2 separate regions of the Homo sapiens genome follow, and region 2 is linked to region 1. Evidence: read pairs that join two places in POLR2A ChIA-PET (ENCODE). Cell type or tissue: PC-9. All regions are shown on one strand. Links, peaks and the distances in the headings refer to the core of each region. The heading gives the core; the rest is flanking DNA. Region 1 overlaps IGF2BP2 (insulin like growth factor 2 mRNA binding protein 2). Region 2 overlaps IGF2BP2 (insulin like growth factor 2 mRNA binding protein 2).

Evidence for each region. Peaks named below come from ENCODE experiments on the same cell type or tissue, not always from the same donor. Only the 100,000 strongest peaks of a DNase experiment are listed, where the experiment ranks them.
Region 2: POLR2A ChIA-PET joins it to region 1 with 6 read pairs; 7 of 35 experiments call an interaction of 5 or more read pairs at or near these places.

The regions. Positions count from the first base shown.
Region 1 is chr3:185,675,828-185,691,534 of GRCh38, reverse strand. IGF2BP2 (insulin like growth factor 2 mRNA binding protein 2) reads left to right here. Exons shown (of 16, transcript NM_006548.6): 6 at 1,908-2,180; 7 at 4,344-4,478; 8 at 15,622-15,707. Among named protein-coding and RNA genes, the nearest start is that of IGF2BP2-AS1, 30 kb to the left of the region's middle. RefSeq lists a silencer at 2,034-2,211 and an enhancer at 1,867-3,066. In PC-9, for the core only: no CTCF peak of the experiment used is centred there; DNase peaks (open chromatin) are centred at 3,794 and 6,754; H3K27ac peaks cover 2,715 bases.
Region 2 is chr3:185,783,226-185,798,932 of GRCh38, reverse strand. The region is part of intron 2 of IGF2BP2 (insulin like growth factor 2 mRNA binding protein 2); the gene reads left to right. Among named protein-coding and RNA genes, the nearest start is that of MIR548AQ, 23 kb to the right of the region's middle. RefSeq lists enhancers at 352-3,636, 8,591-9,484, 11,271-12,162, 13,949-14,842. In PC-9, for the core only: no CTCF peak of the experiment used is centred there; DNase peaks (open chromatin) are centred at 4,102 and 8,822; H3K4me3 peaks cover 607 bases; H3K27ac peaks cover 3,858 bases.

The DNA of each region.
Region 1 (15,707 bases), core at 3,048-11,047:
CTTTATGGGTGTGGCATAACCTTGGCTATATATCCCAGGATTATAGTGTTCTTTTTCAACATACAAAGATATTTAACCCATTTTCATACTGCTAGTTTTCAAAATGTTAATTTTGCATTGAAAAAGATAATGGTTCAGGCCAGGCGTGGTGGCTCATGCCTGTAATCCCAGCCCTTTGGGAGGCCGAGGTGGGCAGATCACCTGAGGCTGGGAGATCGAGACCAGCCTGACCAACATGGAGAAACCCCATCTCTACTAAAAATACAAAATTAGCCAGGCGTGGTGGCGCATGCCTGTAATCCCAGCTACTCGGGAGGCTGAGGCAAGAGAATCACTTGAACTTGGGAGGCAGAGGTTGCAGTGAGCTGAGATCGCGCCATTGCACTCCAGCCTGGTCAATAAGGGCGAAACTCTGTCTCGAAAAAAATAAAAAAAAAGAAAAAGGTAATAGTTCATTTAGTGTTAACTTTACCTTGTACACATTTGTAAGTGGAGATACACCAACAACTCAACTCCACAGCCCTTATCTAGCTGCTGCTTGGGTGGACCTCTCTACATGATATTACTCTATTGCTTTTATTAAATTCAAAAGGTGCTGCTTTGTAATAAATTTACAAGTCCTAGACATTAACCTAGTAAAATTGGGTTAATGCTACTAAAAATATGTGAAAAGGATAGTGTATTTCGTGTGTCATTTTAAGAATATAATAGTGGTATATCATTTATCCCCTATCAAATTGATAAATATCTTTAAATAACAGCGCTCTGTGCATTTGAAGATTCAAGGACACAAATGCTCTCTCCTAAACTGCTATGGGATCATAAATGTTGAAACCATTCCAGGGGCCCACTGGGCAATAGTTAACAATTCTACTAGGAATTTGTCCTGTGTGCAAAGTTGTAGTTGCAAAGATGCCAATGGTGACAGTGTGTGTAACTGTAAAAGGTTGGATACAACAGATATCTAACTATAAAGGATCAGTTGCAAAAACTATGGTAAATCAATAGAATGTTAAACAGTCATTAAAAATTATACTGATACTGCAGTTGAGTCATGTGTAAATTATACTGAAAGGTACTTAGTGACATTGAAAAATGTTTTAGAATATTAACTGTTTTTTTAAAGGTTAGAACATAGTATGTACAATATTAACCCATTTTTATAAGCAATAATATGTTTATATTTAAGAAAGACAGTAAAGATAGTGGATTAGGATTTTATTTGCACTTACATATTTCTGAATTTTCAATAATATGTATGATGATTAAAATGAGAAAAAAATGAGTCATAATTTTATACTGATATTTATAAGAGTTTTTGATAAGGGGGAAATGGCCTTGAGTGGTGGAGAAACCAGGCTGTAATGTTGGATATGAAGCCTGACCAGGCTGATGCGTTGTGATTACTTGTTTAACTGTTAACCGTAAGCCCTGAGGGAGCAGAGATGGTGTCTGTCTTGCTCACCACTGTATGTTCAGTGCCTGGCATGGCACCATATAGGCACCTATTAAATGGGAGTGAATGAACCAGTCTTGCGGGAGGGTCTTTCTTTTTTTTTTTTTTTTTGAGACGGAGTCTCGCTCTGTCGCCCAGGCTGGAGTGCAGTGGCAGGATCTCGGCTCACTGCAAGCTCCGCCTCCCGGGTTCACGCCATTCTCCTGCCTCAGCCTCCCAAGTAGCTGGGACTACAGGCGCCCGCCACTACGCCCGGCTAATTTTTTGTATTTTTAGTAGAGACGGGGTTTCACCGTTTTAGCCGGGATGGTCTCGATCTCCTGACCTCGTGATCCACCCGCCTCGGCCTCCCAAAGTGCTGGGATTACAGGCGTGAGCCACCGCGCCCGGCCGGGAGGGTCTTTCTTGATGTTGGTTTCTGACGAAGCTCCCCTGTCCTGCTGCATTTCAGAGCCATGGAGAAGCTAAGCGGGCATCAGTTTGAGAACTACTCCTTCAAGATTTCCTACATCCCGGATGAAGAGGTGAGCTCCCCTTCGCCCCCTCAGCGAGCCCAGCGTGGGGACCACTCTTCCCGGGAGCAAGGCCACGCCCCTGGGGGCACTTCTCAGGCCAGACAGATTGATTTCCCGCTGCGGATCCTGGTCCCCACCCAGTTTGTTGGTGCCATCATCGGAAAGGAGGGCTTGACCATAAAGAACATCACTAAGCAGACCCAGTCCCGGTACGTGCCTGTGGGGCTTCCTTTGCTTCCTTCTGAGGGGTCCCCTGCGTGCTGGTGGGTCTCAGCCACTCTTAGGTCACAATTGCTTACATCAGCAGTGGGGGGCTGTGCTGTAAGAGACAGTGGCTTCTTTCAACAGGACTACTAACAGACTAACATCAAGCTGGGGGCTGTGACAAGCTTTCATGCTGAGAGGCTAAAAGTTCATAAAGAGGGTACTGATAACCTCACAGCCAGGACTGTTCCTGTAAGCGAACTAATGCTTATGGATGCATTGATTTCTACAAAAGCAGAGGTTTGGAGCTCTGCGGGATCCTAGAACCCACTCATCATAGCTCTTCCTCTTCCCCTGAGTCAGAGCCCTGGGGGTGGCCATTCTTGTGACAACATAGGTAGTCTCACAAAGAAGTGGGTGAGTCACTGCCACGTCAAGCAAGAAATAAAGCACACTGGCCTTCTGTTTAGTTTCCTCCCTGTTCAAGGAGACTGAACTGATTGTAAGAGTTGGTGAATAAAACGTCTTATGGAATTGTTGATTTTTGTATCTTCCTAAGACTGTAGCATGATGTAATAAAGCAAGCTCGGGACTTGAAAACAAAGACTTACGTTCAAGTTGTAGCACTTTAAATGGTTTTGTGATCTTGGAAAAGATGTTAACCTCTCTGAGCATCAGTTGCCTCTTCTATAAAAAGAGGGTTCTGGCTGGGCACCCTCTGTATTACAGAGACTCATCCCTGTAATCCCAGCACTTTGGGAGGCTGAAGCAGGGGGATCATCTGAGGTCAGGAGTTCGAGACCAGCCTGGCTAACATGGTGAAACCCTGTCTCTACTAAAAATACAAAAATCAGCCAGTTGTGGTGGCTCACGCCTGTAATCCCAGCTACTCTGGAGGCTGAGGCAGGAGAATCACTTGAACCCAGGAGGCGGAGGTTGCAGTGAGCCGAGATGGCGCCACTGCACTCCAGCCTGGGCAACAGAGTGAAACTCCATCTCTAAATAAATAAATAAATAGAGGGTTCCTGTCTGTTTTGCCAGGATTATTATGACAATTAGCACAATCAGGGAGATTGAGTGAAATAATTAATATGAAAGTACTTAAATTGCAAAGCACCCAATTACTGACACATAATAATTATTTACATGGGCTGGTACACTTTATTCAGGTCATTCAGTGGGTGTCTTGTAACCTGAAAGAGAAATGCTATTTTCTTCAGAATGTCTTATTTATCCCCAAATAATAGACACTGATATGGATGAGTCTGGAGTGCCACATCTTAGAAGTGAGGAAATAGAGAGGGAAGTTACTGTTTGGTATCCTTTTATTTTAAAATCAGCCCTGGCTTTTCCTCCAAGTTCACTGCGAAAGTGACTTTTATTTGTGTCTTTTTGTGCAAAAATTGTGTAAGGTGGCTTGAAAAAAAAATGTAACAAGTTTAAATAGAAGTGGGGTTAGCTCTCAAAGTGTGTGCCCATTTTTTAGACGTCAACCAAAGACTTGGCTCTAGGCTTTCTAACAACCAAAGTAAAAAGGATATAATCAGTTATGTAATTTTGAAAGTTAACAAAAACAGGTAGGACCACAACTACCCAAAGAAGTCTGATAAAGTCATCAAGCTTTTGAGCCATTAGTCTTAATGGCAGGCTGCCAATGGAAAGGAAACCAAAAACTTAGGCAGAGAGAGGGCATGCCTCTGTTTTCTATCCACACTCAAATATATAAAGCTTGCTTGAATTTGGTGTTCGGATTTGGATTAACATATGGCTTTTAAAAGCTGCAATCAGTTCAGAGACCGGCACTGTGCCAATGTGCAGTATTATCCTTCTCACTTTACTCTTCACTTCTGCAGTCATTTGAAAGACTACACAAAATACTTCATTTACCAAACTGGCTTCATTACTGAGTTGGCTTAGTGCCTTTGTCCTACAGCACTCCTGTAAGAACCGTTCCCTTCTAAATGAAGCTGCAAATAATTAAAATTTGGCACAAGACCCCCTGCACTGCTTGCCTCCTTCTTGGAGAATGGCACTGATTGCAAACGTGCTGATGACGCCTCCTTGTCTGTCTGTGTCCTTGCTGTACATGGGTTGGTGTGACGCTTTCTTGGGGCTAGGGTCCTATCCAGATGACCTTGTAATCATGGCTCCTGATTCTTTTCCTACAGGGTAGATATCCATAGAAAAGAGAACTCTGGAGCTGCAGAGAAGCCTGTCACCATCCATGCCACCCCAGAGGGGACTTCTGAAGCATGCCGCATGATTCTTGAAATCATGCAGAAAGAGGCAGATGAGACCAAACTGTAAGTTTGCATGCAATGCCCAGATCACTCAACAGAGAAAAAGAGTAGATTCTCCCTCATTTAACCCAAGAGGTTTTTTTTAAAAACTCCAAATCTGTTACTCAGTAACAGAGGCAGGGAGGGATTGTGTTTAAGAAATTTGTTCCCAAGTAGAATACAGTGGGAAGTAGATCTTTTGCATTTACATATGGCTGTCTCTTCACTTGCATGTCTCTCGGTGATTTTGATGCTTCTATCACCCATTGATAGTAATTATTGGGAGGAACATACAGACTCATGCTGTCCAATAGAACTTTCTGCAATGATAGAAATGTTCTATATCTGCACTGTTCAATAGCCACATGTTGCTATTGAGTATTTGAAATGTGGCTAGTACAGTGGAAGAACTGAGTGTTTTATTTTTTTACTCAGAGTTTGGTAGCCATGTGTATAGCTAATGCCCATTGAATTGGACAGTGCAAGTGTAGAAAGTATGTTGTCACCAAAGCTATCATTTATTGTCCTGGAAAAGATTTCTCCCACCATGCTTCTAAATTGTTTGCACTCTTAACATTGGATTACATTTCCTTAAGTAGTAGAAACTAGTTTACACATGGCTGCTTTATTCTTCTTCCACTTTTTTCTTCTATCTGTCCTTCCTCCTCACTACCCCCCTCTCCTTTTTTTTTTTTTAAGACAGAGTCTCACTCTGTTGCCCTAGGCTGGAGTGCAGTAGTGCAATCTTGTCTCACGGCAACCTCCGCCTCTTGGGTTCAAGTGATTCTCCTGCCTCAGCCTCCCGAATAGCTGGGATTACAGGCGTGCGCCACCATGCCCAGCTAATTTTTGTACTTTTAGAAGAGACAAGGTTTCACCATGTTGGCCAGGCTAGTCTCGAACTCCTGACTTCAAATGATCTGCCCACCTCGTCCTCCCAAAGTGCTGGGATTACAGGCATGAGCCACCATGTCCAGCCCTTTCCCCTTATTTTATGAAGTAATTATAGGATTCCACAGTGTAATGAGGGTTGTCCCAGTTTGAATGACAAATACAGTTCTTACCAAACAAATTAACTTTGTATTATAAATGAATGAGTGGTGATGGAATAGATAATACAATAAAAATAGACTTTCATGCTGGGTGCAGTGGCTCATACCTATAATCTCAGTGCTTTGGGAGGCCAAGGTAGGAAGATCGCCGGAGGCTAGGAGTTTGAGACCAGGCTGGGCAACATAGTGAGACCTCCATCTCTACAAAAAATTTAAAAAATTAGTTAGACATGGTGGTGTATACCTGTAGTCTCGGCTACTCAGGAGGCTGAGGCAGAATTGCTTGAGCCTAAGAATTTGAGCAATGAGCTATGATTGCATCACCACACTCCAGCTTGGGTGACAGAGCACCACCCTGTCCCTAAAAAAAGAAAAAGTAGATTTTCAGTTTGGCAAAATCTGTTTGTGGGTAGCGGTGGCAGTTTTATAGAGAAGTAGTGAGGGGTGAATCAAATAATGTCAAACATGAGTGTTCCAAAACCAAGATGAAAATGGTCCTTAAAAGAAGAACATTACAAATCTATTCTTAGATTTCATAAGAGACTCTATCCTTTCTATTATGAATTATTTATTCTACTTGGGCTTTTGAAATCCCCCAAATGCCACAGTTTAATTTGAAAAAGACATTTCTCATCCAAGTTCCTGGGAACTTAGTAAATAATACTTTTCTGGATTCCTTTTTTTTTTTTGAGACGGAGTTTCACTCTTGTCGAGTACAATGGCATGATCTTGGCTCACTGCAACCTCCCGTCTCCCGGGTTCAAGCAATTCTCCTGCCTCAGCCTCCCGAGCAGCTGGAATTACAGGTGCCTGCCACCACATCTGGCTAATTTTTGTAATTTTAGTAGAGACAGGGTTTAACCACGTTGCCCAGGCTGGTCTCGAACTCCTGACCTCAGGTGATCCACCCGCCTTGGCCTCCCAATGTGCTGGGATTACAGGTGTGAGCCACTGCGCCCAGCCACCTTCCTTGATTCTTCAACCTAGGTGCAAACAACTTAATAAAATTCTAAATTAGTCAAAAAGACTAATTTACAACTTGGGCTTTTATGTTTTCATGTAGAGCCAAGATAGAGTTTGAATATCTTAGAAAAAAAATTTTTCAGTGCCTACACTGTGCTAATCACTGCTGGAGGTTGAGGCTACAACCATGAGCAGGACTTGGTTCCTGCTTTTTTTTTTTTCCTTCCCCACATACCATTTTTTCACCCATTGGTTCCTGCTTTGATGGAGCAGTCCAGTGGGAGAGACACTCATTAAACAAATAATGAGTAATTACACCAATAAGTAATTAAGTGCAGCTATAAGAAATGCTACAGTGAGGCTGGATGTGGTGACTCACGCCTGTAATCCCAGCACTTTGGGAGGCTGAAGCGGGCGGATCACTTGAGGCCAGGAGTTCGAGACCAGCCTGTCCAACATATAGTGAAACCCTGTCTCTACTAAAAATACAAAAATTAGCTGGGCGTGGTGGCACACGCCTGAAGTCCCAGCTACTTGGGAAGCTGAGGCAGGGGAATCTCTTGAACCTGGGAGGTGGAGGTTGCAGTGAGCCGAGATCGCGCCACTGCACTCCAGCCTGGGCGACAGAGCGAGACTCCATTTCAAAACAAGAAAAGAAAAAAAAAAAAGAAATTCTACAGTGGAAAAATGTAGTATCCAATGATGACATGTAACTGAAGGTCCTAATGAGGGTTTTAGGGGGACAAGGATTTGGGGGTTTCAGAGAATGCCTCCCTGTGTAGGTGACAGAGCCCTGAAGGGACTGAATAAGAGGTAGAAGATATAGGAGAACAGAGATCCTAAACTTTCTTTTTGTTCATTTACCAAATATTTATTGAGCAGTCACTATGTGCCAGACACTATTCTATGTGCCAGGAACTCAGCAGTGAACAAAGCTGACAAAAATGCCCATCCTCTGAAAGTTACATTCTAATGCAGCTTCTTCAAGCACCCTCTTTATTTTGAGGCAGTAGTAATGCATCTGTTAGATGCTTTTGGTCTTCAAGCAACAGAAAATACAAGTGGTATAACCAATAAGAAAAGGATGTCATGTCACATAACAAGAAGTCCTAAGGCACACGGCTCCAAGGTCAGTTGAATCATGGGCCCAGAGACCCAGAACATTTTTCTGCTCTACGTTCCTCAGCATGTCTCACGTTCCCTTGGTTATAATAGGATGACTATAGTGATTTCAGATGTGCATTCCCACAAAAAAGTTACAAATTGAGGGAGAGGGCATCCCTTCCTTGTGTCCTTTTTTCAGAAAACTTCTTTAAAAGTTGTGGTTAAACAACCATAACATAAAATGTACTGTCTTGGCTGGGCATGGTGTCTCATGCCTGTAATCCCAGCACTTTGGGAGGCTGAGACAAGGTGGATCACTTGAGTCAGGAGTTTGAGATTGGCCTGGCCAACATGGTGAAACCTCGTCTCTACTAAAAATACAGAAATTAGCCAGGTGTTGGGGTGGACACCTGTAGTCCCAGCTACTTGGGAGGCTGAGGCATGAGAACCGCTTGAACCCAGGAGGCGGAGGTTGCAGGGAGCCGAGAGTGCACCACTGCACTCCAGCCTGGGTGACAGAGCAAGACTCCATCTCAGAAAAAAAAAAAAATTATTGATCATTTTTAAGTGTACTTTTCAGTAGTCTTAAGTATATTCACATTGCTGTGAAACAGATCTCCAGAACCTTTTCATCTTGTAAATCTGGAACTCTGTACCTATTAAACAACTCTCTTTTCCCTCTCCCGTCAGCCTCTGGTAATCACCACTTCTTTCTATGAATTTGACTACTCTACATACCTCATATAGGTAGAATCATATACTATTATTCTTTTGTGACTGGCTTATTTTACTTTGCATAGTGTCCTCAAGGTTCATGTTATAGCATGTAACAGGCTTTCCTTCCTTTTTATGGCCAAATAACATTCCAGTGTATGTATATAGCACATTTTGTTTATCTGTTCATCTGGTGATGGACATTTTGAGGTCTTCTGCTTCTTGGCTATTGTGAATAATGCTGCTATGAACATGGGTTTTCAAATAGCTCTTCAAGACCCTCTTTTCAATTCTTGTGGATATGTGCCAAGAAGTGAGATTGCTGGGTCATATGGTAGTTCTACTCTTAATTTTTGGGGGAGCCTTCATACTTTTTCCCATAGCAGTTGCTCCATTTTCCAACCCCACCAACAGTGCACAGGGGTTTCAGTTTCTCCACATTCTCTCCAACACATGTTATTTTCTGTTATTTCGATAACAGCTATCTTAATAGGTATGAGGTGACAGCTCATTGTGGTCTTGATTTGTATTTCTCTGATGATTAGCGATTGGTGATATTGAGCATCTTTTTATATATTTATTGGCCATTTGTATATCATCTTTAGAGAAATGTCTATTCAAATCCTTTGTTCATTCTCTAATTGAGATATTTGATTCTTTCGTTATGGGAGTTGCAGGAGTCCTTTATGTATTCTTGATCATTAACTATATATTAGTCCAGTTGGTGCTACTGTAACAGAATACTAAAGACCGGATAATTTATAAGGAACAAAAGTTTATTTGGCTCACAGTTCTGGGAAGTCCAAGAGCGTGATGTCAGCATCTGGTGAGGGTTATCCTATGGTGGAAGGCCTGAGGCAGAAGCAAGTGCAAGAGACAGAGAGAAGAAATAGGTCCAAACTATCCCTCAACCCACTAATTCACTCTGTGATAACTGCATTAATCCATTCATGATTAATTAATTAATTAATGCAGGTGATTAACTCATCACCTCCTAAAAGTCCTATCTTTCAACACTGTTCCAGTGGCAGTTAAATTTCAACATGAGTTTTGAGGGGAATTTGAAACCATAGCAAACCCCTTATCAAATAAATAATTGGTGAATATTTCTCCCATCCCATGGGTTGACCTTTCACTCTGTTGATTATATCCTTTGATGCACAAAAGTTTTTAAGTTGATGTACTCCCACTGGTCTAATTTTGCTTTTGTTGCCTATGCTTTTGGTATCATGGTGAAACCAAGAAGTCTTTGCCATGTCCAATATCATAAAGCTTTCTCCTGTGTTTTAGGAGTTTGATAGTTTTAGGTCTGTTTAGGTCCTTAACCTATTTTGAGTTAATCTTTGTATATGGTGTAAAATAATGGTTCAACTTCATTCTTCTATGTGTGTGTCCAGTTTCCCCAGCACCATCTGCTGAATAGACTGCTCTTTCCCCATCTAGTGGTCTCAGCACCTTATCAAAAATCATCGGAGACTATACGCAGGATTTATTTCTGGGCTCTATTCTATTTCATTGGTCTATTTATCTGTTTTTATGCCAGTACTACACTGTTTTGATTATGTAGCTTTGTAATATATTTTGAAAGCAGGAAGTCTGAGCCCTTCAACTTCCTTATTTTTTGAAATCATTTTGGCTATTCAAGGTCCCTTGAGATTCCATATGAATTTTTCTATTTCTTCAAACAATGCCCACTGTGATTTTGATAGAGCTCATATTGAATCTGTAGATCACTTTCGGTAGTATAAACATCTTCACAATATTAAGTATTCCAATCCATGAACACAGGATGTCTTTCCATTTATTTGTGCCTTTAAATTTCTTTCAGGAACCTTTTGTGGTTTTCAGTGTACAAGTCTTTTACCTCCTTGGTTAGGTTTATTCTTAAGTATTCTATACTTTTTGATGCTATTGTAAGTGGCAGTGTTTTCTTAACTTCTTTTTCAGATTGTTTATTGTTGTGTATAGAAATGTAAATGATTTTTGCATGTTGATTGATTTTTGTATCCTGCAATTTTGCTGAATTTATTCTAACCTTTTTTGTAAAATCTTTAAGGCTTTCTACATATAAAATCGTGTCATCTGTGAATAGAGATCATTTTATGTCTTTCTTTCCAATTCGAATGCCTTTTATTTCTTTTTTGTACCTAATTGCTCTGGCTAGGACTTCCAGTACTATGTTGAATAGAAATGGGCAGGAGTGGGCATCCTTGCCTTGTTCCTGGTCTTAGAGGAAAAGCCTTGCATTCAGTCTTTCATCGTTGAGTGTGATGTTAGCTGTGGGCTTTTCATAAATGGTCTTATGTTGAAGTAATTTCCTTTTATTCCTAATTTTGTTGGGTGTTTTTTATCATGAAAGGGTGTTAAGTTTGTCAAATGCTTTTTCTAATGACATGATCATGTAGTTCCCCCCCCTTCTTTCTGTTAATGTGATTTATTGTATTGATTGATTTTTTAAAAAATGTTTATAGTAATGGGGTCTCACTACGTTTCCCAGCCTGGTCTTGAACCCCTGGCCTCAAGCAATCCTCTTTCCTCAGCCTCCCAAAGTGATGGGATTACAGGCATAAGCCACTGCGCCCAGCTCCCCATTAATTGTATGCTGAACAAACCTTCCATTCCAGGAACAAATCCCACTTGGTCGTGGCTTATAATCCTTTTCATATGCTGAATTTGATTTGCTAGTATTTTGTTGAGGATTTTTGCATCAATATTCATCGGAGATAATGGTCTGAAGTTTTCTTTTTTTGTGGTGTCTTTGTCTGGCTTTGGAATCAGGGTAAAGCTGGCCTCATGGAATGAGCTTGGAAATGTTCCCTCCTCTTCATTTTTTTGGAAGAGTTTCAGGAGGATTGGCGATAATTCTTCTTTAAATGTTTGGTAGCATTCTCCGATGAAGCCATCTGGTCCTGGGCTTTTCTGTGTTGGGAGGTTTTTGATTACTGATTCAATCTCTCTCATTATTGGTCTGATCAGACTTTCCATTTCTTCATGATTCAATCTTGGTAGGTTGTGTGTTTCCTCTAGAAATTGGTCCATTTCTTCTAGGTTATTAAATTTGTAGGCATACAATTCTTCATAATATTCTCTTATAATCCTTTTTATCTCTGTCGTATTGGTAGTAATGTTCCCTCTTTCATTTCTGATTGTAGTTATTGAATGTTCTTTTTTTTTCTTAATCTAGCTAAGGATTTGTCAGTTTGGTTGATCTTTTCAAAGAACCAACTCTTAGTTTTGTTGGTTGTATTTGTTTATCTCTGCTCTGATTTTTATTATTGCCGTTTTTATGCTGGTTTTGGGTTTAGTTCTTTTCAAGTTGAAATAAAAGGATGGGGCCGGGTGAAGTGGCTCATGCCTATAAATCCCAACACTTTGGGAGGCCGAGGTGGGTGGATCACAAGGTCAGGAGTTGAAGACCAGCCTGGCCAACATGGTGAAACCTCATCTCTACTAAAAATACAAAATTAGCCGGGTGTGGTGGCACACACCTGTAATCCCAGCTACTCAGGAGGCTGAGGCAGGAGAATCACTTTAGCCTGGGAGGTGGAGGTTACAGTGAGCTGAGATCATGCCATTGCACTCCAGCCTGGGCAAAAAGAGTGAAACTCCATCTCAAAAAAAGAAAGAAAACGAAAAAACGTTAAAATAAAACATAAAATAAAAGAATGATAGACAGCAACACAAAGCCATATGAAAATATATAGTTATCTGGTAAGGGTAAATATTAACAAATATAGTAACCTGTACTGTAGTAATTTTGGTACATAGAATTTAAATGACAAAAACTTTTTTTAACTATAAATCTATGTTAATGGGTATAAAAACATATAAAGATGTTAATTTGTGATATTTGGGGATGGGGTAAAAAAGTAGAGTTTTTTATGCAATTGAAGTGAAGTTGTTATCAGTTCAAAATAGGATGCTATGACTTTAAGATGTTTTATGTAATTGCAATAGTATCCACCAAGAAAAAATCTATGAGAACGCACAAAAGAAAATCAAAGCACATCACTATAATAAAAATCAACAACACATAAAGGAAGACAGGAAGAAAGGAAAGAAGGGACAAAAAAGCTACTAGACATACAGAAAACAATGAAAATGACAAAAGTAAGTCCTTCCCTATCAGTAATTACTTTTAAGTGCAAATGAATTAAACTCCCCATTCTTGGCTAAATGGATTAAAAACAGGATCTAACTGTATGTGGCCTACAAGAGACTCCTTTTAGATATAAGGACACATATAGGCTGAAAGTAAAAAGATGGAAAAAGATACTCCATGCAAATGGTAACCACAAGAGAGGAGGAGTAGCTATACTATTATCAGATGAATAGACTAAAAACAAAACTGTTACGAGAGACAAAGAGGGACGTTATACAATGTTAAAGGAACAATTCACCAAGGAGATACAACAATTATAAATATGTACACACCAAACCTCAGAGTTCTAAACATGTGAAGTCAACTTTGAAAGAGCTGAAGGGAGAAATAATTAGCAACATGATAACAGTAGGAAACTTAAGTGCCCTACTTTCAATAATGGATAAAACTACTAGACAGAAGAACAATAAGGAAATAGAATTGGAACAACACTATAGACCAACAGACATACAAGAACATTCCACCCAACAATGGCAGAATATACGTTCTTCTCAAATGCATGTGGAACTCTCCAGGAGAGAGAACATACAAAACAAATCTTAAAAAATTCAAGAAGATTGAAATTATACTACAAAGTATCTTTTCTGATCACAATGGAATGAAACCAGAAATCAGCAGCACAAGGAAAATTAAGAGAATTCAGCATTTTTTGTAGAGCTTGTCAAGTGGTAATAAAGTCCCTCAGTTTTTATTTATCTGGGAATCTTAATTTCTCCTTTGTTTTTGAAGGACAGTTTTACCACACATGGTGTCCTTGGTTGGCAGTTTCTTTCAGCACTTCAAATATATCATCCCACTCCCTTCTGGCCTGCAAAGTTTCTGCTAAGAAATCTGCAGATAGTGTTACGGAAGCTCCTTTGTATGTCACAATTGCTTTTCTCTTGCCACTTTGAAGATACTCTATCTTTGACTTTAGACAGTTTGATTATAATGTGTGTCAGTGTGGTTTTCTGTGGATTTGTCCCAGTTGGAGTTCTTTAAATTTTTTGATTTGTATGTACATTTTGTTCCTCATATTTGGGAACCTTTCAGCCATTACTTCTTCAAATAAAGCTCTATGCCCCTTTGTTCCCTCTTCTCTTTCTGGGATTCCCATTATGCTTATATTGATCTACTTGGCATGTCTCATAGGTCCCTAGGCTCTCTTCACTGTATTTATTTATTTTAATCCTCTAACTTGAAGATTTCAAATGATCTACATTCAAATTTGCTGGTCCTTTCCTCTGTCTGGTCAAATCTGCTGTTGAACTCCTTTAACAAATTTTTCTGTTCAATTGTATTTTTCAGCTCCAGAATTTGTTAGGTTCTTTCTTATAGTTTCTGTCTCTTTGTTGATATTCTCATTTTGTTCATGCATAATTTTTCTGACTTTATTTAGTTGTCTGTCTGTGTTCTTGTTTAGTTCATTGAGCATCTTTACAATTATTTTTAATTACTGGTCAGGGAGCATGTAGATCTGTGTTCTTTAGAGTCAGTATTTGGAGTTTTATTTTGGTCCCTTGATTGGGTCATGCTTCTCTGTTTCTTTGTATGCCTAGTAAGTTTTTTTGTTGGGATTTGGGCATTTGAAAAAACAACCACCTCTCACAGTCTCTGTGTACTGGCTTTGGGCAGTGGAAGACCTGAAATCAGCCTAGCTAGAGGTTCTAGGACCTCTCAAACCTTTTCTAATCTCTTGATCCCTCTGGTGTCTGACTGTAGAACTGCAGTTCTTAAATGCTGCTTGCCTCTGTTTTCAGCAGCTTCTGAACTCTAATGCTGATCCTTCAGTGCTCTGAGTCAGTGACACAAAAACCAGTTTTTCTGGCACCTTCCAGACAAGCCAAAATGTTGTATGCATAATCCAGTCTTTGTTTCTGTCCCAAAGGAGGAGCCCAGCCTTTAGGGTTTCCTCCCCTTTGCTCTTCAGTATGCCATGTAGCGGGTGGGGCCTTGAAAACACTGAATGTTCTTACCTTTTTTACTGGATATATATACATCTCTCTCTCTCTCTCTCTCTCTCTCTCTCTCTCTCTCTATATATATATATATATATATATATCTCCATATATATATATATCTCTCTCCATATATATAATCTCTCCATATATATATATCTCCATATATATGTATCTCCATATGTATATATATCTCCATATATATATGTCTCTCTCTCCAGTAAATATATATCTCATATATATATCTCCAGTAAATATATATACATCTCCATATATATATATCCAGTAAATATATATATATATCTCCAGTAAGTGTATATCTCCATATATATATATCTCCAGTAAATATATATATATTTCCAGTAAATATATATCTCCATATATATATATATCTCCAGTAAATATATATATATATACATCTCCATATATATATATCTCCAGTAAATATATATATATATATATAGTTGTTGTTTTTAGACAGGGTCTTGCTCTGTAGCCCAGGCTGGAGTGCAGAAGTGTGTGATCATGGTTCACTGTAGCTTTGGCCTCCCTGGCTCAAGCAGTCCCACCTCAGCCTCCCAAGTAGCTAGGACTACAGGTATGCACCACTATGCCTGGCTAATTTTGTGTTTTTAGTAAGGACAGTGTTTCAGTATGTTGCCGAGGCTGGTCTTGAACTCTCGGGCTTAGGCGATTGCCCACCTTGGCCTCCCAAAGTGCTGAAATTACAGGCGTGAACCACGGCGCCCGGCCTGGAATTCCTCTTTAGTTTACAGCGGACTTCATATTATAGCTTCTCAGCTGATCTTTAGAGTTCTCACAGAGGTGTTCTGGTCTATCTCTTGTTAATTTGAGGTGTGTGTGAGGGGGAAAGAGACCTGTGGCTTCCTAGTCTGCCATCTTGCTAACGTCACTCTCCCTTGTACCTTTTTTTAAGAGCAAGGAGAACATTCTTCACCCAATAGAGTTCTTGTAATACCCTCATTGGCCAGATCAGCCTCATGGATCCACTTCCAACCAGCTACTACGAGGGAGTAGAATTACCATGGTTTGGCTTATGTTAATCAAAATTCATGAACTGGGGTCGGTGAGGGACCTGACCTCTCCCAAATCCCATCATCACTTGGTACCTGAACAAAATGACTTCCATTTATAAGAAAAAAGCAAGGTAATGGTTTTTGGGAGACAACCGTTATACGTATCTGAAGTGTTAACTTGCTGCTTGTCTCTTTTAGAGCCGAAGAGATTCCTCTGAAAATCTTGGCACACAATGGCTTGGTTGGAAGACTGATTGGAAAAGAAGGCAGAAATTTGAAGAAAA
Region 2 (15,707 bases), core at 3,903-11,902, 110 kb before region 1:
TGGTGGTGTGTGCCTGTAGTCTCAGCTACTTGTAAGGCTAAGGTGGGAGGGTTGCTTGAGCCTGGGAGCCAAGACCGCACCACTGCATTCCATCCAGCCTGGATGACAGAGTAAGATTCTGTCTCAAAAAAAAAAAAGAAAAAAAGAAAAAAGAAAAACTTAGTTATATTTTGCTTACTCAGGGTTTTCTTGAACAGGTACTGTCTGCTTCTTATGATGTTGCATTAATAAAAAACTCCCTCGTAAAAGCAGGTGTTTTAAAGCAAATGGTGTTTTCCCACAGGAAAAATGTTATATTTGGGTGTTAACGTCCTGATCAAGGCCTTGGCATCAAATAAATCATGAATGGGACCAATAATGTGTCATAAAATCAACAATACAATAATTACAAACCTCCATAGTCATTTAAAATAATATACTCCAAGTCCAATAAAATTGGCATGAATGTTGTGTAAGAAAAATTCATGTGGTCATAGAAACACAGTTTCCTGAATCTATTATGTAATAAATATTAACACTATTTGTACTCGTAGAATTTGGAGAGGAAAGATCTGGATAGCCTAAGTCTCTAAAAATGTTGAAGGAAGTCTTTAGTGGATGCCTTTTTCCACTGTAGATTTCCTGGGAGTAAACCTGGAGGTGAATAAAACACCGGGGCCCAGTCACTGTCTGTCATTATTGGAGGTGGTGAGAATGTGGGCGTGTTTTTCCCTGAAAAGCAATTTTTTTTTCTCTTGAGGCAGAGTCTTGCTCTTCTGCCCAGGAGTGCAGTGGCGCAATCTCAGCTCACTGCAACATCCATGTCCTGGGTTCAAGCGATTCTCTTGCCTCAACCTCATGAGTAGCTGGGATTACAGGTGGGCACCACCACCCCTGGCTAATTTTATATTCTTAATAGAGATGGGATTTCACCATGTTGGCCAGGCTGGTCTCGAACTCCTGACCTCAGGTGATCCACCTGCCTCGGCCTCCCAAAGTGTTGAGATTACAGGCATGAGCCACCACGCCCGGCTTTTTTTTTTTTTTTTTTTTTTTAAGAGACAGGGTCTCACTCTGTCACTCAGGCTGGAGTGATCTTGGCTTACCGGAGCCTTGACCTCGCCAGGCTCACGTGGTTCTCCCACCTCAGCCTCCTCAGTAGCTAGGACTACAGGCATGCACCTCCACGCTTGGCTAATTTTTTTGTTTTTTTTGTAGAGAGAGAGTTTTGCCATGTTGCCAGGCTGGTCTCGAACTCCTGGGCCCAGCTGATCCGCCTGCATTGGCCTCCCACAGTGCTGGGATTACAGGCATGAGCCACTGCTCCTGGCCTGTGAAAAGCATTTTTAAGTGAAGGGACTGATGCACAGTTTCTCCTTGAGTTTCTTCAAAGCTCTGCCTGTCAGCTGAAATAAAGGTGAAAGAGTGAAGCCAGCAAACTCTGCTCTTAACTGAAAAACCAGGCATTAGTTGTTAGATCATTAGTCCTGCTTTCTAGGAGAGGATCTTCAGATGTTCTCTTTGGGGTGTCCAAATTAGCATAGGCTTGTAAGAGTGTAAACAAATGATATGGCCAAAAGAGTACCGGACATGGGATCAGAAGACCTGGTCCAGCCTAGCTGTACTCCTTACTGCTTGTGTGGCTCTGGATAGGACACTCCTGAGCGTCCACCTCACTTTCCTACATTGTGAGCACAAACACACCTACCTGGAAGAATTGTAAGGGCTGAGTAGGTTCATGTGTATCATTGTACCCAGCATAGGAAGCTTTTTATAAGTAGTTGAAATAATTGATTGGTGAAGTGAACATAGAGAATTCTGTCTCTTATCCTTCTTGTCCCTGGAGTAGAAAGCCTGCTTTTGGTAGATACCTAAGCAGAAATAGTTCTGGGGAAGTGGGGAGAAACAGGGTGGGGCAGTGCGTTTCTCACTTTGCAGATCTTCCTGGGAGGCCTGAGAGTGGATGGGGTTTGGAGTGTGTTGTTGGTTTCGTACCTGGAATCTGATGTGCATTTTGACTCAGAATGCATTGTCAGGAATCTTGATGACAACGGTATGTTGCTCAGTAACTGAAAGATTGTTTGAACCAAACTATTGTAGCAAAATTTTCTTGGCAGGTATGCCCTGTTGATACTGAGCCCAGTGTGCATTGATAGTTTTATAGTGACTACTACAAAGTAAACAGAAGTTCACAGTGACTCAGAGTAAACCGTGACTCAGAGTATACAGGTACTACACTCTGGACATCCTAAAGCAATTAACAAATAAATGTGCTGGTAGGAAAATTGTTGTCTATTGTATTACCTTAGTCTCTCTCTCTTTTTTTTTTTTTTTTTCCTAGCTCAGGAATTGTTCTTGTCCCTGGAATTTTTTTTTTTTTTTTTTTTTTGAGACGGAATGTCACTCTGTCACCCAGGCTGGAGTGCAGTGGTGTGATCTCTGCTCACTACAACCTCTGCCTCTCGGGAGTTCAAGTGATTCTCCTACCTCAGGCCCCTGAGTAGCTGGGATTACAGGCGTATGCCACCATGACCAGCTAATTTTTGTATTTTCAGTGGAGACAGGGTTTCACCATGTTTGCCAGGCTGGTCTCAAACTCCTGACCTCAAGTGATCCGCCCTCCTCGTCCTCCCAAAGTACTGGGATTACAGGCGTGAGCCACCATGCCCCGCCTATCCCTGGAGCTCTTATTTCAAGAATACACTAGATTCTATAGCCAGAAATGGTTAAGTTCTAATATGCAAACTGGATCTAAGGAAAAGAAAAAATGATTAAAAGACATAGTAATCCTTTAAATAAGTTTTTTCATGGAACCCACAGAATCCATAGACCTTAGGGATTATCTATTCCACTCTCCCCTGCCTGTGGAAATTCATACTCGGACATCAAAAAGTATGTCCTGTGTTAATGTTGGATATTACTAGAAAGTTATCCTCCTCAGTGCTGTGTTTTTTCCTCTACATCATACAATCTCTAAAAATTTTTTCATATAGTTTGTTGTGTTGAAGTAAAGCTAAGTTTAAGAACAAAACAGTATTTTTCATTTTCTTTTTTCTTTTCTTTTTTTTGAGACAGAGTCTCTCTCTGTTGCCCAGCCTGGAGTGTAGTGGTGTGGTCTCATCTCACTGCACCCTCCACCTGCTGGGTTCATGCAGTTCTCCTGTCTCAGCCTCCCTAGTAGTTGGGACTACAGGCTGGGACTGCGCCACCACACCCAGCTAATTTTTGTATTTTTAGTAGATACAGGGTTTCACCATATTGGTCAGGCTGGTCTCGAACTCCTGACCTCAGGTGATCCACATGCTTTGGCCTCCCAAATTGCTGGGATTACAGACTGACCCACTGCTTCTGGCTTCATTTTCTTAAAGAATTCACCAACCCAGATGATTTTGTCTCCTCTTTGTCTCTTTCAAGACACATTTGAAAATAGCACTGATACATTGTGAGATCCAGCAATTTCACTGCCAGGTGTGTGCCCAAAAGAATTGAAAGCAGGGACTAGAACAGATATTTGTACACCCATGTTAAAGCAGTATTGTTTGCATTGGTCAACATGTGGAAGTGGCCCGAGTGTCCATTGCCAGGTGCCTGGAGAAACAAATGTGGTATGGACATACAGTGGAATATTTTCAGCCTTAAGGGAGAAGGGAATTTTGACACATGTTACCACATGGATGAGCCATGAAGACATTTTGCTAATGAAATAAGTCACAAGAGGATAAGCACTATATGATCCCACTTATAGAAGATAACTGGAGGCTGGGCGTGGTGGCTCATGCCTGTAATCCCAGCACTTTGGGAGGCCGAGGTGGGTGGATCACGAGGTCAGGAGATCGAGACCATCCTGGCTAACATGGTGAAACCTCGTCTCTACTAAAAATACAAAAAAGTAGCCGGGCGAGGTGGTGGGCGCCTGTAGTTCCAGCAAGTCAGGAGGCTGAGGCAAGAGAATGGCATGAACCCGGGAGGTGGAGCTTGCAGTGAGCAGAGAGAGCGCCACTGCACTCCAGCCTGGGCGACAGAGTGAGACTCCGCCTCAAAAAAAAAAGAAAAGAAAAGATAACTGGAGTAGTCTAATTCATAGAAACAGAAAGTAAAATGGTAGTTGCCAGGGGCTAGAGAAGGGGGAGGATGGGGAGTTTCTGTTTTATGGGAACAGAGTTTCAGTTTGGCAAGATGAAAGAAGTTCTGGAGATGGATGGTGGTGATGGTTACACAATGGCATGAATGTACTTACCACCACTGAGCTGTTTACCTGAAAATTGTTAAAATAGTAAATTTTATGGGTTTTTTTTTTATCACAATGAAAAAAAAAGATGTGACCTCCAAATAAAGCCAATGTTTTGAAAGGCTTAAAAAGAAGCACTGTTGGGAAGGGAACTCTGGATGTGCATGGACACTTGAATGAGATGGTAAAGTCTAGGGTAAGGAATACTGGCCTGAGTCCTATCTCATCTGGTTCTGTCATTAACCAGCTCTGTGATCCCCCATTGGGCTGTTAGTTTTCTCATCAGTAATGCGAGGATGTAAGTTAGTTGATACTCAACCTTCCTGTCTGTTCTAGAATTCTGTGAGTCTATGATTAAGTCCTTAGCAAAGAAATATTTAGGAACAACTGCCTGTGTGAGGATAAGGAGCCAGACACACCTGTGATATGAGGGCAGCCCGGGTCTCTAGGATCTGCTCTGGGCCAGGTGTGGTGGCTCACACCTGTAATCCTAGCACTTTGGGAGGCCAAGCTGGGAGGATTGCTTGAGCTCAGGAGTTTGAGACCAGCCTTGGCAATGTAGTGAGACTCTACCTCTCCCAAAATATACATATAAAAAAAATTAGCCAGGTGTGGTGGCATGCACCTGTAGTCTCAGCTGCTTGAGAGGCTGAGGCGGGAGGATTGCTTGAGCCCAGGAGGTTGAGACTGCAGTGAGTTTGTTTGTACCACTGCACTCTAGCCTGGGCGACAGAGCAAGACTCCGTCTCAAAAAAAAAAAAAAAAAAAGGAATCTGCTTTGACCATTCCTTATCTGGGGCATGTTTGCAAACACAATCAGTATCTTCAATCTACTGTCCATCCTACCTTACTGCTCCCCAGGCAGGGCCAAAACTCCATAGAGCTGTTAGATTCCAAGACTGGGAATCTTGGAATTCCAGGGTTCCAAACCTGCTTTGACACCAGGCCCAGAGACAGGGCTGTTTCTCTCAGTGCTTTAGACTGAGCAGTTGTGTTATCAGAAGAAATCAGTTTCTTACTGCCTCAGGATGGGCCGTAACTGTTCCTCTCAAGTTTTCCTTGTTTTCAGCAACCCATAGAAAAGAGTCTCTCTTACCTAGGCTGATGTGTCAATTATATCAAAGTTGTTTCTTTTTGGTTTGGAGCGTGTAATTTGGTACCAAGTTAATCTGTCCCCTGAGGTTTCATGTAGGCTCATGTTAGCAGAGTTTTGCTTTTGTTACACACACACACAGACTGTCAGGTTGAAACGCACAGTGCCATTGTGGTCAGCATGTGGATATGTTGGGTGAGAGGAGGTATAGGCAGCTTGGCGTGAAAAGTAGAGACCATTTTACTGGGCTAGGTGCTTTATGTGGGCTATCACTGATCTCCCAACATCCCTGTGTGGCAGCCTTATTCCTCAGAAGAGGAGACTGAGGTTCAGATTGCCACTCTCCCAAGGCCACCAGCGAGAAAGGTGACAAACCTTGGATCTGAATTTAACAACTATCTTAACTGCAAAACTTGTGTTCTTTCTGCCACACCACACCTTTTTTCCCCTGCAGAGTGTGCTGGACTGCAAACACTCCTTAATGTAGGAAGCCATATAATTGCGCAGTAAGATAATTCCAGAAGACTAGAATAGAATCAGTAGCCAACCACATTTGTAACCACCCCTGTAATGTGCTGAGATCTGAATAGTTTGAAGATGTTGAGCCGTGTTTGTGATCACCATGAGCAAAGTGTTGAGTGCCTCTTGTGTGCCCTTGTGTGCTAAGGCAGTAGAATATTCTGGCTGAGATAGAGGAGGAAGAGCTGTGGGCTGCTCATGAGAGGGTCTTGTGTGGTGTGGGAACTGTCATGGGAGTCCAGTGCTACTAGTTCTTCGCAGGTCTCTCTGTGGTACCTTTGGGGAATGATGATGATATGACCAAATATTCTTATTTTGATTGCACCTCTGTATTTTTTTTTTTTTTTTGAGACGGAGTCTTGTTCTCTTGTACAGGCTGGAGTACAGTGGCATGATCTCGGCTCACTGTAACCTCCACCTCCGGGGTTCGAACAATTCTCTGCCTCACTCTCCCGAGTAGCTGGGATTACAGTTGCCCGTCACCAGGCCCGGCTAACTTTTTTGTATTTTTTAGTAGAGATGGGGTTTCACCATGTTGACCAGGCTGGTCTTGAACTCCTGACCTCGTGATCCACCCGCCTTGGCCTCCCAAAGTGCTGGGATTACAGGCATGAGTCACTGCGCCTGTAAAAATTATTTTTTACAAAAAAAAAAATAATTTTTGTATTCTTAGTAGAGACGGGGTTTCGCCATGTTGGCCAGGCTGGTTTCAAACCCTGGGCCTTAAGTGATCCAATTGCCTCAGCCTCCCAAAGTTCTGGGATTATAGGCATGAGCCACCCCGCCCAGCCCTGTTTTTAAACTGTTTGTGTTGAGGAGAAAAGCAGATACTCAATTTCAAAACTAGTTGGACTTTATTCTTTATAGCTGCTTTTTTGGAGGGGCCATAATTTGACGGTACCTGAACCCATTAAGTAATCATCTACTTTTTAACAGGATTTACTGTAACTTGATGATTTGTCTGTGATCATGTATTCAAGCCGATGGTAGCAGTAGTAGTAATATCTTTAGTAAGATGGATTTCAGTATGAGAAGATGCTTCTGGATTTAGTGAGGTTTGGAAATAAAGGAACAGCCCCTCTTGTCTTCAAATACTTGCATGATCCATGCCAAATATGGGAATATTACACCTCCCATCTTTCCTTCCCATATGTTACCGTCCTAGAAGATCCCCCATTGTCACAGTGGCCCTTTATTCCTTCTCCTTCCCTCCAGCTCTGCCTTAGCAGAGGTGTAGTGGAAGAAGTGAAGAATTAGGAATGTGGGGGTTCATCCCTGGAACTGTAGCATTTTTGTTAGAATGTGTTTTTGTGTAGAAACACTGTTAAATGAATAATAGGTTACATGATGCTATAAGCAGTCAGTGGCTGGTTAGGATATTTAAGCATATTTCAAAATCAAAGTATTCCATTGTCTTCTCTCTCTTCTTCCTACTAAAGATGAACCCCCTTGATGAGCAGATAGGCCCTGTGAAAGATGGCCTCCAGGTGATGTCAGCTCACTGTGATGCACACCTGGAGGAAGGGGCTCTCTTATCTTTATCTGGGTGTCAGCAGGTATTATTAGCCTAGTGCCTGGCACAGAGGACACGCCCAGAGATCCTTGTTGAATTTGGTTGAGTTGAAGAAAGAAAAACTTTTACTTTCTCCATTTCCATTCTTGGCAGTTTCTCAAGAAATGTCTTTTTCGAGACAGGCTCTTGTGCCATATTTTACAGGCTGGGCGCAAGCTCCTGGGCTTAAGCAGTCCTCGTGCCTCAGCCTCCCAAGTAGCTGGGATTACAGCTAGAACTTATGTGAAACTCAAGAATTTATGTCGAACTCTTCGTCAGAGCTGGAAGTAGGACATACAGTTGGATTTATTTATTGATCTTTTTATGTACTTATTCATCAAAGGTTTGTTAATCACCTATGTGTGATACACCAGGCACTGTCAGACACTAAAAACACAGCAGTGGACCAATACAGTTCCAGTGCCTACCCTTTAGACAGCCTGGTGGGAGAATATGGACCATAATTAGACTAGCCAGGTCTGGGGTCAATTGTCATCTAGAAACTCCTGCTATTTTAGAAATGCATAAGCTGACCTTGAATAAGCCATTTCTGGGGGCAGAATATCTTTTTCTTTCCTTAAATGCTAGTGATGAAAAAGTACTTTTAAAATTATTCAGAATTGTCCTTAACAATAAACTAATGAAAAACATGATGTGGGCAGTTTACCATTACGTAGTCTTTGATTAGACAGTAATTCTTACTTCTCTTCCTTTCAAATAAAGTCTTATAGTAACTTGAGATATTTTTGAAAGGTAACACTCTTTTTTGAATATTCTGCTACTAAATTATTAATTTTCTGAGTTTTCTATTAAGGCAAACATCAAGTTTCCTTGTGGCTGGTGACTAATTCAGATGCATACTGTTTCTATTCATAGCTCCCCAATCTTAGGTAGAATTGAGCAGATTTAACATGAATAGCTTCCTCTAGTTTCACACGGAAAAAACAATTTTAGGAAGGAAAGGTAGGAACATGATAATACAGAAATCAGCGAAGTAAAGGGTGATTGGCTGGTGGCTGGGGTTGGAAGAAAGTGAAATTTTTCTTGTTATTCTCTTTGTGATGGAAGATTTCTTTCCATAGATTAGTATAATTTACGTGGGCTGTTTGAAGAGATTACCTTCTTAGTGGTTCCCTTAAAGCTCTTTGTTATGTATATCCTGAAGCCCAGTCACTTCTTCCCACTTGTTTTTGAGTGTTTGATCTAGACAATGTAAAGGCACTTTTAAGATAAAAATTATTGTATTTGGGGGACTTTGGGAGACTCACTTCCCAATCATTTTGTTTAGAAGCAAAAATGATTAAACAGTACTTTATGTCAGATCTGCCTGTTTAAGGGATTTGAGCACACCTGGTAGCAAAGAGGTTTAACCTAGTTTCTCAGATGAAAACTAGAGGTGGAGGAAGGACGAGGAAGCAGTCCAGGGTGAGCTGAGGAGCTGGTTACCTTTAGCCTACTTCTGGGATGATGCACATTGTCGTCTAGGTCAGTCAGCCTCCTCAGCCCATGCATTAAGATTCCTGGTTGCAGCTGGGCACAGTGGCTCACACCTGTAATCTCAGCACTTTGGGAAGCTGAGGTGGGCAGGTAACCTGAGTTCAGGAGTTCAAGACTGGCCTGGCCAACATGGTGAAACCTCATCTCTACTAGAAATACAAAAATTAGCCAGATGTGGTGGCGGACGCCTGTAATCCCAGCTACTTGGGAGGCTGAGGCAGGAGAATCACTCGAACCTGGGTGTTGGAGGTTGCAGTGAGCCAGGATTGTGCCACTGCATTACAGCCTGGGTGACAAAGTGAGATTCTGTCTCAAAAAAAAAAAAAAAAAAAAAAAATTCCTGGTTGTTAGTAACAGAAACTCACATAGTCTAGCTGAAGCAAAAGGGGTTTTTTTTTTTGCTTACTTAACTAGATTTCAGGAAGAGCTGGAATGAGGTGGGTTTTAAGGACATTCATAACCAGGGACTTGAAACACAGCTGTGTGCCCTATGTGGCTCCGTGCTCTCCTCACCTTTTATCTCTTAGTGTTGCGTTAATTTTTGTCTTGCTGCTGGTGGGCTTCCTCTACATGGAAGGGGATATGACTGTGGTCATTGCCCATCTATAGACATCTTTATTGCTGTGATCTGAGAGAAAACAGGCTTCTTTTCCCCCAGCTTAAGTTTGACAAATCCCAGGGAAGAATGGTCACTGGCCTAGCCTAGGTCATGTGTTTGTGACAGTTCTAAGGGGTGCGTGATAGGCTCAGCTTGTGTCACATGCCCAGGGAGGTCACACAGATGATACCCTGAGGGAACTGCTGTAAACAGTTAAGATACAGCAGTTTTCATGCATTTTTAGTCCATATGGAACTCAGCTCAAACAACTAGTTAAGATTCTTTCCTTGATTCATTGAAAATCTTTTACAGTCTTTGTTGATGCTGGTGCCTGTAATCCCGGCTACTCAAGAGGCTGAGGCGGGAGGATCGAATATTCGCAGTGGCCTGTGAATAGACACTTCACTCCAGCCTAGGCAACATAGTGAGACCCTGTCTCAAAAAAATAGAATGAGGCTGGGCACAGTGGCTCACACCTGTAATCCCAGCACTTTGGGAAGCAAAGGCAGGCAGATCACCTGAGGTCAGGAGTTTGAGACCAGCCTGGGCAACATGGTGAACACCCTGTCTCTACTAAAAATACCAAAATTAGCTGGGTGTGGTGGCAGTGCCTGTAATCCCAGCTACTCGGGAGGCTGAGGCAGAATTACTTTGAACCCAGGAGGTGGAGGCTGCAGCGAGCTGAGATCGCGCCACTGCGCTCCAGCCTGGGCAGAGTGAGACTCTATCAAAAAAAAAAAAAAAAAAAAAAAAAAAGTCGTTTGTCAGTTTTGGACTTTACAACCAGTAGACTTGAGATTACATTTCTATTTTACTCTGTTTGTTTTTCCACAGGAACCCAGACTAGCACTTATGCTGTAGTGTGTTCTCAAAAACTATGGTTGACTGACTGAACTAGTGAAATAAACATATCAAGGCATTGAAACATACAACTTTATTATTATTATTACTTTTAGAGATGGGGTCTTGCTCTGTTGCCCAGGCTGAGAGTGCAGTGGCGCAATCATAGCTCTCTGCAGCTTCTAGCTCCTAGGCTCAAGTGGTCCTTCCACATCAGCCTCCTGAGTAGCTGGGACAACAGGTGTGTGCCCAGCTAATTTTTTATTATTTATAGAGACAAAGTCTCCCTATATTGCTCAGGTTGGTCTTGAACTCCTAGGCTCAAGCGATCAGCCCACCTCGGCCTCCCAAAGTGTTGGGATTACAGGTATAAGCCACTGTACCTGGCTGAAACATACAACTTTAGAGATGACAGGGATCCTAGAATCCACCTGCCTTCAGTAGTTTCAGTTATAATGTGGGGTCTCCCAAATACTAAGGACCCAGCAGTAAAAGAGGGTAAACACTTTTTTCACATTTCTAAATACAGAGCCCTGTTGTAGGAACAGAGGGTACTTTGATGAAACAGACAGATAAGGAAAGTCCTTGCTTTCATGCAACTTAGATTTACATGAAGAAAATCTTGACGTGCTAACTAGAATGCCTAATTTCTTTTTGATTTTTGCCACGAATGAATCTGAAGCTCTGATTGTCTATATTACCTTTAAGTAATTGTTTAAAAAAACAAAACAAATTATTAACAAATGATGTTGATCTGTTGGAGAAAATAAGTGAAAGGAGTTCTTGGTGCTGAGAAAACAGCATCCATCCTGGCTAAGAGCTCAGTCTTTACAGCTTCCCATCTCAGCACTCCACTTGCAGCTTTGTAACTCGTGCAAACTGTTTTTTTTTTTTGAGACAGAGTCTCACTCTGTTGCCCAGGCGGGAGTGCAGTGGTGTGATCTTAGCTCACTGAAGCCTCTGCCTCCTGAGTTCAAGTGATTCTCGGGCCACGGCCTCCTGAGTAGCAGAAATTACAGGCTCCCACTACCACGCCCAGCTAATTTTTGTATCTTTAGTAGAGGTGGGGTTTCACCACGTTGGCCAGGCTGGTCTCGAACTCCTGACCTCAAGTGATCTGCCCACCTCGGCCTCCCAAAGTGCAGGGATTACAGGCGTGAGCCGCCGCGCCCGGCCTGTCAGAGCTCTTTTAGCCTCAAATTCTTCAGTTATAAAATGAAAATATCTACTCATTTTTTTTTAGTGGGTATTGAACAAACGTTAAATATTTTTTAAATGACATATTTTTTATTTCTTTAAGTGATTTTTTTCATTGTGGTAAAATACATATAACATCGCCTTTACCACCCTAACCATTTTTAAGTGTGCAACTCAGGAGCGTTAACTACATTCACGTTGTTTATGCAGCCATCGCCACTATCTATCTCCAGAACTGTCTTTGTCTTGTAAAACAGAAACTCTATACCCATTAAACAGTAACTCGCCATTGCCCCCCTTCCAGCCTCCGGCCATCACCATTCTACAAATGGTTACTTTTTTATAAATGTTAAGATTTCAAAAAATGTTAGCTATTATTCCTCTGGATCAGGAGTCAGCAGACTCCAGCCCACAGGACAGATTTGGGCAGTAATTTGTTTTGGTGGGGTCCTTGAACTAAGAAAGGCTTTTACATTTCGAAAGGTTGTGAAAACAAAACAAAAAATAAAGAAGAATATGCCTTAGAGGCAGTATGTGGCCCACAAAACCTAAAATACATTTATTATCCAGTCCTTTACAGAACAGGTTTTCTGACCCCTGCTGTAGATCTAATCTTTTTTGATCAGGGAGTCCTTTCAGATTTTGATGAAAAAAAATGTATATGTAGGTTTCCACGTATCTTAAGAGGGTTCTGTCACGCGCGTCCATGTGAAGAGACCACCAAACAGGCTTTGTGTGAGCAACAAGGCTGTTTATTTCACCTGGGTGCAGGTGGGCTGAGTCCGAAAAGAGAGTCAGCGAAGGGACCTAGGGTGGGGCTGTTTTATAGGATTTGGGTGGGTAGTGGAAAATTACAATCAAAGGGGGTTTTTCTCTTACGGGCAGGGGCGGGTCACAAGGTGCTCAGTGGGGGAGCTTCTGAGCCAGGAGAAGGAATTTAACAAGGTTAATTGCTCAGTTAAGGTGGGGCAGGAACAAATCACAGTGGTGGAATGTCATCAGTGAAGGCAGGAACCGGCCATTTTCACTTCTTTTGTGATTCTTTACTTGCTTCAGGCCATGTGGACATATACGTGCAGGTCACAGGGGATACGATGGCTTAGCTTGGGCTCAGAGGCCTGACAGGTTCTACGAACATTTTCTCTACACCAGGATTTCTCAGTGGGGCCATGTTGCCTCCAGGGGAGTGAACATTGATTCTTGGGGGGAGTGAAATCTTAGCTGTTGTAATGACTTGCAGCCTTTCAAAGGGACGCAGTACATCAACAGATACATAGTTTATCTTTGGTATTAAAATTTCTTGGCGGGGGTAGTGGGTGGTAATGGAGCGATTTGAAAAAAAAAAAGTTTAATTAGCTCATTAGGGGAGCGATAATGAAAGATAAGTTTGAAAAACACTGCTTAAAACTGAATTCTGGAAGACAGGACATGTATCTTATCAACCTCTGAATATACCTGCATTTAGCAGAGACTTGAGAACATTTTCTTCAGTCTATTTAATTTGTTATCTTGTAGTTGAATGAAAGAATCCTTAGATCTACTTTTAATGACCAATTCAGTCTAGAAATGGTTTACACAGTGAACTCTATGCCCTGGAATTAATTAATTAATTTATAAAGAGGCGGGTCTCCCTTTGTTACCCAGGCTGGGGTGCAATGGCCCCATTGTAGCTCACTGTAGTCTCAAACTTCTGGGTTCAAGTGATCCTCCTGAGTAGCTAGGACTACAGGTATATGCCATCAGGCCCAGCTAATTATTATTATTTTTTTTATTTTTAGAGGCAGAGTCTTGATATGTTGCCCAGGCTGGTCTCAAACTCCAGGCCTCAAGTGATCCTTCTACCTTGGTCTCCCAAGTTGCTGGAATTACAGGCACAAGCCACCATGCTGTGGACATTTTAATTTCAAAACATCTTTTAAATCCTTTAGAAGTTTGTCAAATGCTTAAGTCTCCCTGATATATCAGACAGATGCTTCTTGCCTATTAGACCAGAATTCCATTTTTTTTTTTTTTAACACTCGTTATTGACACAGTAAAATGAGTGTCTAAATGCTGGGGCATAACGGTCTCTACCCCGAAAGCTCCATATAAGCTCTTCGCAATCATGTCGTTTCTTTTTTTTTTTTTTTGAGAAGGAGTCTCACTCTGTTGCCCAGGCTGGAGTGCAGTGGCGTGATCTCGGCTCACTACAGTCTCCATCTCCCAGGTTCAAGCGATTCTCCTGCCTCAACCTCCCGAGTAGCTGGGATTACAGGTGTGCGTCACCATACCCAGCTAATTTTTGTATTTTTAGTAGAGGCTGGGTGTCTCCATGTTGGACAGGCTGGTCTGGAACTCCTGACCTCAAGTGATCTGCCTGCCCCTGCCTCCCAAAATGCTGGGATTACAGGCATGAGCCACCGTGCCTGTCCCACGTCAGCTGTTAATTGAAAAGAAAACACAGGCATTTCATTATTTTCCCTGAAAAAATTAAGTCTGATTTAGAATATATAAATTTTGACAGCACACCACTGAAATGTCAGGAATTTAGGTCATCCTGACTTGCCTCACAGGCAAAGACTGTCTTAGGCATCTCTGTATCCCCATTGCCTTGCACATAGTAGGTGGTTAGTGAATGAGCTTCTGGGACTGGCTGTACTGGTGATACTTCTGCAAATGCCCATTGTACCCTTGAGTTCTCCTTACAATTTTTCTTTGGCCCAGCTTGCCCTCTCACAGACCCATCTCTGTACATACAGTTTGACTTGGTTTCTACTACCAGTTGACCTTTTTGCTGCCGTTGCAGGGTTTGATGATGATGAATAGCAGGGGATCGCTGGAACAGCATTCATTGCATGGGGAAAGTGTTCATAGCATGAGCAGTGCTGATGCAGTAGTACCCAGCTCTGTAGCTGCTCAGAGGGTAGTGTGTGGAGGGCCCCTAAAGAGCAGTGTAAAGGATTGGTGCCTCCTGCTGTGCTGTGCTGGAGGTGGCCTTTGACGGGTGGGATGAGCCATTCCATTCTGAGTGCTGAGGGAACTTCCTAGAGATCCAGCAGGTCAGTGTTCCTCAAATATCTCTACTGAAATTCTCTTCAGAGCAGGATGCCCGAGGGGATGGAGGATGTTTCGATCAAAGTGACCTCTGTAAACACAAAACTTTGTCTGTCTGTCTGTCTGTCTATCTATCTATCTATCTACTTGTTTATTTATTTAGAGACAAAGTCTCACTCTGTCGCCCAGGCTGGAGTGGAGTGGTGCGATCTCAGCTCACTATAACCTCTGTCTCCCGGGTTCAAGCAATTCTTCTGCCTCAGCCTCCCAAGTATCTGGGACTACAGGCATGCGCCACCACACCTGGCTAATTTTTTGTATTTTCAGTAGAGACGAAGTTCACCATGTTGGCTAGGCTGGTCTTGAACTCCTGACCTCAGGTGATCTGCCTGCCTTGGCCTCCCAAAGGGCTGGGATTACTGACGTGAGCCACCTCGCCAGGCTGTTGTTTATTTAATTTTGTTTTTTATTTTAAAATATTAACAAAGATTGTGTATATTTTTCGTATGTATGTATAATAACTTTCTGTCAAGGTACTCTACTATATGTTTGCTTTAACGTAAAAATATCAAAAAATATTTTAAAACTTCACAAGGGGTTGATATTCCACAAAAATGTGATATCCTTTATAATAAACTGGGGAAAATATGGACTACACCCATTCTGTATCCCCACCCCATCACTCTGAATCCCTGGGAAGATTTACATCATAGATGGGGAAGCATAGCTGAGCTACTGGTTATGCACAAATAGGTATTAACCACTTCGGCCAGTCAGGTCTTGGAAGTAGAGGTCTGTTTTTACATAAGGTGATAAAGACAATGAGGTACAGAGGCAATGACCTTTGGCTGGTGACCAAGTAACGGCTCTCATAGACTTTCCCTGGTTTATGTCCCTAAGTTTGTAAACACCTCCTGGGTTGGAATCTTGGGAACTCTTTGTCCTGCCCTCAGGGGTGAGAACTCCACTTTTGCTGACCTTGGCAATCACAGTGGCTTTCTACCACCTTAAGTCCTTCTTCCCCTGTGCAGAGCTCCCTGTAACCCTGGAGGGCCTAGCCCACTCTCCCACCTGAGGGCCATTGTGCAGTTAGGCCTTCCATGACCTTCTCAGAGCAGAGGCTTCAATCTATTTTCAGTAAGAGTCCAGATGTTTAGAAATCTGTATAGGT